2 separate regions of the Homo sapiens genome follow, and region 1 is linked to region 2. Evidence: chromatin contacts called from ENCODE Hi-C or POLR2A ChIA-PET data. All regions are on one chromosome and are shown on one strand. Each heading gives the region's core, a stretch centred on a gene start or an enhancer-like site at or near the end of the contact. The rest is flanking DNA. Distances are from core to core; before and after follow the strand shown.

Region 1 (5,095 bases), core at 1,397-3,896, 61 kb before region 2:
GGGCGGATCACGAGGTCAGAAGATCAAGACCATCCTGAGTGACATGGTGAAACCCTGTCTCTACTAAAAAAATACAAAAAATTAGCGTGGTGGTGGGCACCTGTAGTCCCAGCTACTCAGGAGGCTGAGGCAGGAGAATGGTGTGAACCCGGGAGGCAGAGCTTGCAGTGAGCCAAGATCGCGCCACTGCACTCCAGCCTGGGCGACAGAGTGACTCCGTCTCAAAAAAAAAAAAAGAAAAGAAAAAAAAAATTAGCCGGGCATGGTGGTGGGCGCCTATAATCCTAGCTACTAGGGAGGGTGAGGTAGAGACTTGCTCGAACCGGGGAGGCAGAGGTTGCAGTGAGCCGAGACCACGCCACTGCACTCCAGCATGGGCGACAGAGTGAGACTCCATCTCAAATAAAATAAAAATTAAAATTAAAAATAACCAAATCTTCCACCTTAAAAAAAGAGAAGAAAAAGAACTTTTTAAAGACCTAGCATTAAAATTTTACAACTTCTAGAAAAGCTTATTAAAATAACTTCTACATTCTGGCCAGGTGCCATGGCTCACGCCTGTAATCCCAACACTTTGGGAGGCCGAGGCAGGCGGATCACTTGAGGTCAGGAGTTCGAGATCAGCCTGGCCGACATGGTAAAATCCCGTCTCTATTAAAAATACAAAAATTAGCTGGACGTGGTGATGGCGGGTGCCTGTAATCCCAGCCACTTGGGAGACTGAGGCACCAGAATCGCGTGAACCCAGGAGGTGGAGGTTGCAGTGAGCCAAGATTGTGCCACTGCACTCTAGCCTGGGCGATAGAGCGAGACTCAGTCTCAAATAAATCAATAAATAAATAACTTCTACAGTCTATACTACTCAGTTCCTGAATACACATTTCTTTAGAATGTATTCAGCAGTTTATCCCCTATTTATACACTTTTGGTCATTGTTCCAGAGTTTCTTTCTCATTAACATTCCTGGGCTGAGGCTCATTTCCTCAAGTTCTTTGCGTCTTTTGTCTACTGCTGCATGGGTTCCTGAGGAGAGTTAAAGGTTCTATTTGTTCCTGAGTTTACAATCAGAAGCTCACCAAAGCTCTTGCTCTGTGGAAACCTTGAAACTGATCTCTTGACAAGGCGCAGTGGCTCACGCCTGTAATCCCAGCACTTCGGGAAACCGAGGCGGGGGGATCATGAGGTCAGGAGTTCGAGATCACCCTGGCCAAGAGACCAGCCTGGTCAATACGGTGAAACCCCATCTCTACTAAAAATACAAAAATTAGCTGGATGTGGTGGCGGGCACCTATAATCCCAGCTACTCGAGAGGCTGAGGCAGGAGAATTGCTTGAACCCAGGAAACAGAGATTACAGTGAGCCAAAGATCGTGCCATTGCACTCCAGCCTGGGCGACAGAGCGAGACTCTGACTCAAAAAAAAAAAAAAAAAAAAAGAAAGAAAGAAAGAAAAGAAAATGATCTCTCTTTCAGTCAGGATTCAGCATTTAAACAACTGGCAGACCCAGTGAGTTTGACAAGAGTCAAATAAGGGGACTATTTAACAGAGCTGTGGGCAGGATTAAAGAACAACCAAAGATAGTGACGCACCAGAAACTAGCAACATCAGAAAGCCTTTCCTATGCTTAAGTCTGAAGGAGAAATTCGAGGAAACGGTTGTTAAATCAGGTACCAGAACGTTTATGTTTTAGAATAACTCAGGGAGTACAATGGGAATGTCCATGGCACAAAGAAATGATGAGTGCTTGAGGTGATGAGCCCCATTTATCCTGGTGTGATTATTATATGCTTGTATCAAAATATCTCATGTGCCCCATAAATATATACACCTACTATGTATCCATAAAAATTCAAAATTAAAACAATTTTAAAAAAAGAAAACAGAACCCTGGAAGAAGGAGTTACCTCTACTGATCCCTGGCCTTAGAGGGATGTAGCAACTGCTAAAACTTTGGCAGGTGGGGGGCACAGGTAAGAATAGACATAAATACCCTACCTACTTCTTTCTCTTTCCACTCGCTTGTTCTCTCTGCCATTGACCCAACCCAAAAGAAGCCAGAGAACCAGGAAGTCAGGATGCCATCTATAGATGTCCGCCTCTAAAGGGACAGATGGCAGAGATAGATCTGAGGGGAAGATGGAAATTAACCAGCACAAGTCTTCCAGCCAGGGCCACAGGCCTCTGAGCCCCAAGGTTCCAGGCCTCAGCTGGGTCCCAGGGAAACTCTTGTTGATTGGCAAGACTCTTCACCCACTGCCACTTCCTCTATTGCTGAGGTTGCTTTCTGCTTCCAATATTTTGTGTTCTCAAAGCAGCTGCTACTTCAACCCACACTAAGTTTCTCCAGGGAGTCTTCAATCTTGCTGTGGTAGGGGAGGCATCCATCCACACTCCTACTTACAGCCCCTCTTTTGTTTTATTGAAGCAGTCTTTCCCTCCTATTCGCACAGTCTCCTCTCCCTAGAAACACACACAAGATTCTCCCGAGCTGAGACAGGGTCAGGTTTTCTTCTTCATTCCTCCTTTCCCCCTGAGAAAGAGGCTGTAGAACACATCACCCAACAGCCCATGCAGAACCCCTGTGTCTCAGAAACCAGCTGCACTCAAGAATTGGGAGAGCTTCATCCTGGCCACAGGAATGGGAATGTACCTCTAGGAACTCACTCTGTGCAATGTGCTCAAGCAGAGGTGGGTCAGATGACCAGGCCTTGGTATTTGTAAACATATAGGGTGACAGTTCCTCTTAGTCATCCTTGAGTGACCCAGAGAACTGGCTGCTTGTCACATCCTCAGCACAACCTACCTTTCTCTTTCTTTTCTTTCTTTCTTTCTTTCTTTCTTTCTTTCTTTCTTTCTTTCTTTCTTTCTTTCTTTCTTTCTTTCTTTCTCTCTCTCTGTCTCTTTCTTTCTTTTCTTTCTTATTTTTTGAGACAGAGTCTCGCTCTGTCATCCAGGCTGGAGTGCAGTGGCTCAATCTTGGCTCACTGCAACCTCCGCCTCCCAGGTTCAAGCGATTCTCCTGCCTCAGCCTCCTGAGTAGCTGGGATTACAGGTGTGTGCCACCATGCCTGGCTAATTTTGTATTTTTAGTGGAGACAGGGTTTCGCCATGTTGGTCAGGCTGGTCTCAAACCCCTGACCTCGTGATCTGCCTGCCTCGGCCTCCCAAAGTGCTGGAATTACAGACATGAGCCACCGCACCTGGCCAGCACAACCTTTATAGGCAACTGGAGAGGAAGCTGGGAGCCCTACCCTAAAAGAGCTTACAGTATAATGAGGTGCCAAGCCCATTAAATAATAGCATCCTCCTGGAACAAGATATTTATGAAACAGGTTCCGTGGCTGCCCCAAGGCTCCAAGCATCTGATTGTATTTATTGTTATTCCACCCCTTGCTGATCCCAGGCTTCAAAGGTTGATGTATGACTGATCCTAAGAATCCAGCCCTACCAGAATGACCTGTCATCTCCCTTCTGCTGCTTGTTGAATTAGGCAGCTGCTTGTTGAATTAGGTTATTAAAATGTCTGCTCAGCCTCTTAGTCAACTTAACTTGGCTTTATTTTGGTGGAAAGCAAATCACTTAGTAGAATTTTGCTTAATTGGTCACTTGGCTCAGGGTTTGATGACTTTTCCAGTAATATTTGCACGACAAATATATTTTATTTAATTCTTTTCTGAAATAATTCAGCTGACTCTGAATGGTCAAGATGTGCAAAGCACTGAAGAGGCGCCATGATCCTAGCAGGAGATCTATGGTAATATGAGGGCAGAAAACACGGAAGAGAGACAGCCTGAACACTCACAGGTTTACCATAGAGATAAGCAAGAAGTATAACCAGCCACTGTGTCCTCACTATCTTTTTGATCTCTTTCTTGGGTATCTCTGGATCCATCTTTTTCTCTGGATTTCTAACCTCCATGTCCCTCTTTCACTTCTTCTGTGGTGTCTCACATGTGTTTGTGTACGTGTGTGTATGCATGCACACATCCAAGTGTATATATGTATCGCACCTTGGGCAAAATTTAATAATGGTGTTTTGCCACAGTTAAAAAGATATTAAATCCGCCCCCCCCAAAAATGTATAATAATGGGTAACAATACGGCATTTTAAAGAACTTGCTCTGTAATGGGTCCCAGGCAAAGAACTCTTCAGGTATCATATCAGTTGTTCATCAAAAACTTAGGAGCTTTTTTTTTTTTTTTGAGATGGAGTTTCACTCTGGTTGCCCAGGCTGGAGTGCAATGGCGCTGCCTTGGCTCACTGTAACCTCCGCTTCCCAGGTTCAAGCAATTCTCCTGCCTCAGCCTCCCAAGTAGCTGGGATTACAGGCATGCGCCACCATGCCTGGCTAATTTTTGTATTTTTAGTAGAGATAGGGTTTCACCACGTTGGTGAGGCTGGTCTCGAACTCCTGACGTCAGGTGATCCACCCACCTCGGCCTCCCAAAGTGCTGGGATTACAGGTGTGAGCCACCGCACCTGGCAACTTAGGAGCTTTTTAAAGTATTTTCTGCTTTACTGTCTTGTGATGTAGTTTCTCATGTCTAGAAAATAGAATTGTTCCTTGTCAGTCCATAAGATTCTCTTTCTCTGCCAGACGCAGTGGCTCATGCCTGTAATCCCAGCACTTTGGGAGGCCGAGGTGGGTGAATCACCTGAGGTCAGGAGTTCGAGACCAGCCTGACCAACGTGGCAAAACCCCATCTCTACTAAGAATACAAAAATTAGCCAGGGGTGGTGGCACACGCCTGTAGTCCCAGCTACTCAGGAGGCTGAGGCAGGAGACTCGCTTGAACTCCGGAGGTGGAGGTTGCAGTGAGCCAAGATTTCACCATTGCACTCCAATTTGGGTGACAGAGCAAGACTCTGTCTCCAAAAAAAAAAAAAAAAAAAGATTCTCTTTCTCTAAATGGTCCCATCAGGAATGGCTTGGTGCTTGTAGTTATGCTGCCTGGGGGGAAAAAAGAGTACAGAATATTCGGTGAGAACTGAAGGTTATTATAATCCAGAAAGAGTGATGGAGTATAAAGACAACGTCTTTTCAAATAGACTTTGCAAGACTTTCTGCCTTTTCAGTGGTAAAGGCTAAGCAGT
Region 2 (5,250 bases), core at 2,636-5,135:
ATGCTGGTCTTGAACTCCTGACCTCGTGATCCACCCGTCTCGGCCTCCCAAAGTGCTGGGATTACAGGCATAAGCCACCACGCCCGGCCGATTGAGGCTCTTCTTAACCTCTGCTTCAGACCCCTCCTGGTACCACCTCACTCCCTGGTCTTTGAGGCTGTGTAAGATGTGCAGGCATCTTACAAGATTTGGAGAGTCAGAAATCACTCCTTGCTGGATTGCTGAGGGTTAGCAATGAAAGTAAAAGAGGATATGGAGAAAATGGAAACCACTTATAGGATATTTTATTCCCTGTGGATTCTATAATGGACATTTTAATTAAACTCTAATGGGACATACATTCTAAAAAGTTCTGATCCCTGAATAAATTAATATTAATGCCCACCATTCATTCAGAGTAAATGCATTGAGAGAAATGTCCTCACCAAGTAATATAAAAATGGAGAGTTAGAAAAATAAAATTTCCCAGCTCATCGGCAGCCCATCCTGTTGGTAAAGGACTGCTCCCTCTGGTCCATTACTGCCCATTACTTCCTCCAGCTCCACGTCAATGACTCATGCCAAAACCTCCATCACTTCCCTTTGGAGATTATTACACAGCCCAGCAGACATCCTATTAAGAAACTTCTTATTAGCAGAGGAAAAGGAAAGTTTTCACGTTGAGATCGAGAAGGAAGATGATTCATGGTCACGAAGGGAAAGGTCCCCTGAAGTCTTGAGAGATGGCTCACCACTGCTCCACTTTCCTTTGGGGACACACACACTCACCATTAGCTGTGGGAAGTCGATGGGGTGTGTGGAGAGGACCATACTCAATTAAAAGAATGACAGTGGAATCAGTAATTTTGAATCAAGCTCAGCGATGGATTACAAAAGCAAGAGTGTAGACTCCTAACTAATGTAGGGTGGAAGTTGAAACGTGAAAGTTGCCTGTCCTGAGCACGTTTAGAGTTCACAATTCAATATTCAAGAAGAACGTAAGGCTAGCAGTTGCTATAGTTGGGACAGGAAATGACTCAAGTCCAAAAGGAAGGTTTCTGTAGATACAAGGTCAAGATGAGAATAGGTTCTGCCACGGGAAATGGGAAGAACACAAGGATAGAGTCTGCATCATCCCCAAGGGTTCTGACCATAGGAAACATTGCAAAATAGTACAAATGAAGCATGGAGTCAAAGATACCAATATTAAAAAATTAAGAACATTCCATGATTAACAAAAATTTTCCCTCCGGCCGGGCACAGTGCTTCATGCCTGTAATCTCAGCACTTTGGGAGGCTTAGGAAGACAGATCACCTGAGGTCAGGAGTGGGAGACCAGCCTGGCCAACATAGTGAAACCCCATCTCTACCAAAAATACAAAAATTAGCCAGGCATGGTGGTATGTGCCTGTAATCCCAGCTACTTGAGAGGCTGAGGCAGGAGAATCACTTGAACCTGAGAGGCGGAGGTTGCAGTGAGCTGAGATCGTGCCACTGCACTCCAGCCTGGGCACCAAAGTGAGACTCTGTCACAAAAAAAAAAAAGAAAGGAGAGGAAAAAGAAAATTTTCCCTTCAAGTATTTCACTGTGTCAGGTACTTTGTGATCAAGCTAGCTCCCAGCTGTCATGCCTCATTATCATATGATTTACAACCCATGATTGCTTTTTTAAATCGTATGGTCTGTTGACATTGCAAAATCAGTATTTCTCTTCTTTGCACATTCTTTAGCACCTACTATTTGTATCAGTCATTTGACATTTACAGTATTTAGGAAGCCTGATGGCCATTTTTTGTTTTATTGGATCAAATTCTTTTACTATCTTTTTTTTTTTTTTAACTGAGACATCTTGCAGGGCACAGAGTTCTCTGCAAAGATATTGTTGGTTCTCCTGGTAGAGGTGATGAGGAGGGGGTCATACTGAAGTACATCTCATTCTTGCCCACCTCATGACCATATTTCCCTTTAAGAATTCAAATGATGCATCCTCCATGATCGATCCTTAAGCACCTTTGATGTCTTGCTCTCCCTTGCTGAAATGGCTCACATAATGGGAGCTTTAACTGAAGGAGAGATGGAGCTAGGAATATAAAGATCATTTTTGCCTGGGTGTAGTGGCTCATCCCTATAATCCCAGCCCTTTGGGAGGCTGAGGTGGGTGGATCGTTGAGCTCAGGAGTTCGAGACCAGCTTGCACAACATGATGAAACCCCATGTCTACAAAAAAAAAATACAAAAATTAGCCGGGCAGGGTAGCTCGTGCCTGTAATCCCAGCACTTTGGGAGGCCAAGGCAGGCAGATCACCTGAGGTCAGGAGTTTGAGACCAGCCTGGCCAAAGTGGTGAAACCTCATCTCTACTAAAAACACAAAAATTAGCCAGGCGTGGTGGCGTGCGCCTGTAATCCCAGCTACTCAGGAGGCTGAGACAGGAGAATTGCTTGAACCTGGGAGGTGGAGGTTGCGGTGAGCCGAGGTGGCACCACTGCACTCCAGCCTGGGGGATAGAGTGAAACTCTGTCTCAAAAAAGAAAAGAAAAAAAAAAATTAGCCAGGCATGGTAGCGCTGCCTGTATTTCCAACTACTTGGAGGGCTGAGGTGGGAAGATTGCTTGAGCCTGGGACATTGTGGCTGCAGTGAGCTGTGTTCGCGCCACTGCAGTCCAGCCTGGGCAAAAGAGGGAGAGCCTGTCTCAAAAACACAAACCAAAAAAAACCCATAGAGATCATTTTTGAGAAGAAGTTTAAGAAAGGTAGACACTGTGCTGAGGAACTTAGTTGCTAAGATATAGACACAAGAAAATATTGGATACTTGGAAGGAGACGAGCAGACAACAGAACAAGAAGAACTTCATTTAAAGTCTTGTCCGGACTTGGTGGGGCGATGGTGCATTTCTGGTGTCTGACTTGCAATGTCTGGATCCTGAGTATAAGCTCGGCAAGCATTTAGGTTTGGGCCTGAATTTTGTCATTTGTAAAACTAAAAGAAAATAGGGATTCCATTTGTTTTGTTTGTTTGTTTGTTTGAGATGGAGTATTGTTCTTGTTGCCCAGGCTGGAGTGCAATGGTGCGATCTCAGCTCACTGCAACCTCTGCCTCCCAGGTTCAAGCGATTCTCCTGCCTCAGCCTCCTGAGTAGCTGGGATTACAGGTACGGGCCACCAAGCCCGCGTAATTTTTGTATTTTTGGCAGAGACGGGGTTTCACCGTATTGGTCAGGCTGGTCTCAAACTCCTGACCTCCTGATCCTGCCCGTCTGCCTCCCAAAGTGCTGGGATTACAGGCATAAGCCAAGGATTCCATTTGGATACGCTTCTGCAAGTAATTTCCCTTCCTTCTCATCATCTTTGGGTTCTGATGGATTCTGTAACTAGTGGGTAGCTTTTTTTTTTTTTTTTTTAAGACTGAGTCTTGCTCTGTTGCCCAGGCTGGAGTGCAATGGCGTGATCTCTGCTCACTGCAACCTCTGCCTCCCAGGCGCCTGCCACCATACCTGGCTAATTTTTGTATTTTTAGTGGAGGCAGGGTTTCACCACATTGGCCAGGCTGGTCTCGAACTCCTGACCTCAGGTGATCCACCTTCCTCGGCCTCCCAAAGTGCGGGGATTACAGGCGTGAGCCACCGCACCTGGCCACAGTGTATCTTTTTGTTATTGTATTAGGTTGGTGCAAAAGTAATCGCGGTTTATAATTATGCTTCCTTAAGCTAAAAACTTAGGTGAGAACACACCTCAGTCCTTTTAGCAATCCTCAGTTGAGTCTGACCATGCACATTCTTACTTACAAGTTTTAGTTGTCTGAGCCACCGCTTAGCTTGGTTTTTAGTTGCATGGCTGCCAAAGAATTGTTTAGCCAGAGGCCCTGCGCAGGTCTGCAGGGAAACAGAACAAAACACATTGCTCTTGTTTACGTCCTCGGGCTGAACCACCCATTTCTCTGTAGCAGTCAGGATTTCCTCAGGAAGCTTTCCTTGGGGAGGGTGGACCAGGGTGAAGCAGGATGTGATGACACGCAGCCCTCCTGCCCTCTGCAGCCAGCTGAGGTGAAGCCTCTATCTGTATCTGGCCTATGCTTCCTAGTCTGTGAGTTACAAGTCCAGGTCTTCTGCCCCAGGTTGGGGTGATGGAGTTGGTGGGGATGGACGGAGCTGCTGCCCCCATCCCCCTGGCTCCTTACTTCCATTTCATTTTCTTATCTGCAGTGCTGGGGTGAAAAGCCCAGGAGGGGGACACCCCTCGGAGGCCTCGAGTGCCTGGGTGGCAGCGGCTGTGCCAGCATTTCAGTCACAGCTTTTCCCATGGGGCCTGTGGGTGGAGTCGTTCAGGGCTGCGGGGTCTACCGCAAGCCCAGCCTCAGGAAGAAATAATGGAGTGGAGGATGTGGCAATTTGGCCTGGCCAAGCACCCAGCCATATGTTTCCTCAATTCAGGTTAAGTGAATTATTCAACTGTACACTGTAGGCATCTCAGGAGTACTGTTAACTAACCCTAAGTTTTATTTTAAAATATTATGGGGTGGGGATTACTTTCTGTGGAAGGCCTCAGTAGATGGCTTTATAGTTTAAATAAGCAGTAAGGTTAGCTTAAGCTTGTTGTGTGCCCAACTGCAGTGAGCCCGTACTTCTGTGGTGGTGAAGGCAGATTTTGGAGTAGACAGGAATGGATTTGAAGCCAGGATCTGCTCTCTTTTTTCTTTTTTTGTTTTTTAGACAGAGTCTGTTGCCCAGGTTGGAATGCAGTGGCACGATCTCGACTCACTGTAACCTCTGCCTCCCAGGTTCAAGTGATTCTCCTGCCTCAGCCCCCTGAGTAGCTGGGATTACAGGCGCAAGCCACCACACTCAGCTAATTTTTGTGTTTTTAGTAGAGACGGGTTTTCACCATGTTGGCCAGGCTGGTCTCAAACTCCTGACCTCAAGTGATCCACCTGCCTCAGCCTCCCAAAGTGTTGGGATTACGGGTGTGAGCCACTGCTCCCAGCTAGGACCAGCTCTTTGTTAGCCATGTGGCAGTGGACATGGAACCTTCCTGCTTTGATGTCCTCATTGGTGTTGTGCATTAATTGAAATGATGTACAAGAATACCGACAATGTAGTATAGGTATACAGATGCTCAATAAATGGAAATTTTCCCCTTAATTCTCATCCTTCCAACCTCCCCCACATGCGCGCGCACGCGCGCGCACACACACACACACACACACACACGGGGTTCTATTTGTTGTCTGATATAGATACAAGAATCTTCCTGGGCTCTGAATCCACAAATATCA

What was found. A loop is a pair of places that touch in the nucleus more often than their neighbours do. ChIA-PET counts read pairs that join two places held with the same protein, here RNA polymerase II (POLR2A). Pooled maps may share reads with other maps.
Region 1: a map of endothelial cell of umbilical vein shows a loop between it and region 2 (6-fold over the local background). The contact joins two enhancer-like sites. A Hi-C loop is called at or near these places in 1 of 168 maps with a recorded cell type or tissue (endothelial cell of umbilical vein) and 2 of 50 pooled maps. POLR2A ChIA-PET finds 5 or more read pairs at or near these places in 2 of 52 experiments (H1 and MCF 10A).

What each region holds. Positions count from the first base shown.
Region 1 is chr6:148,304,210-148,309,304 of GRCh38, forward strand. It overlaps a transcript of SASH1 not described here. Among named protein-coding and RNA genes, the nearest start is that of SASH1, 36 kb to the right of the region's middle. RefSeq lists an enhancer at 3,008-3,694 and a silencer at 3,244-3,538. Within about 2 kb of position 2,647, at least 5 of the 41 ENCODE cell types and tissues checked have a DNase peak (open chromatin) inside an H3K27ac peak, as active enhancers do; they include endothelial cell of umbilical vein, where a contact is called at or near this core.
Region 2 is chr6:148,363,611-148,368,860 of GRCh38, forward strand. All of the region lies in intron 1 of SASH1 (SAM and SH3 domain containing 1), which reads left to right. Among named protein-coding and RNA genes, the nearest start is that of SASH1, 23 kb to the left of the region's middle. RefSeq lists a silencer at 1,049-1,249 and enhancers at 2,936-3,812, 3,813-4,688. Within about 2 kb of position 3,886, at least 20 of the 41 ENCODE cell types and tissues checked have a DNase peak (open chromatin) inside an H3K27ac peak, as active enhancers do; they include endothelial cell of umbilical vein, where a contact is called at or near this core.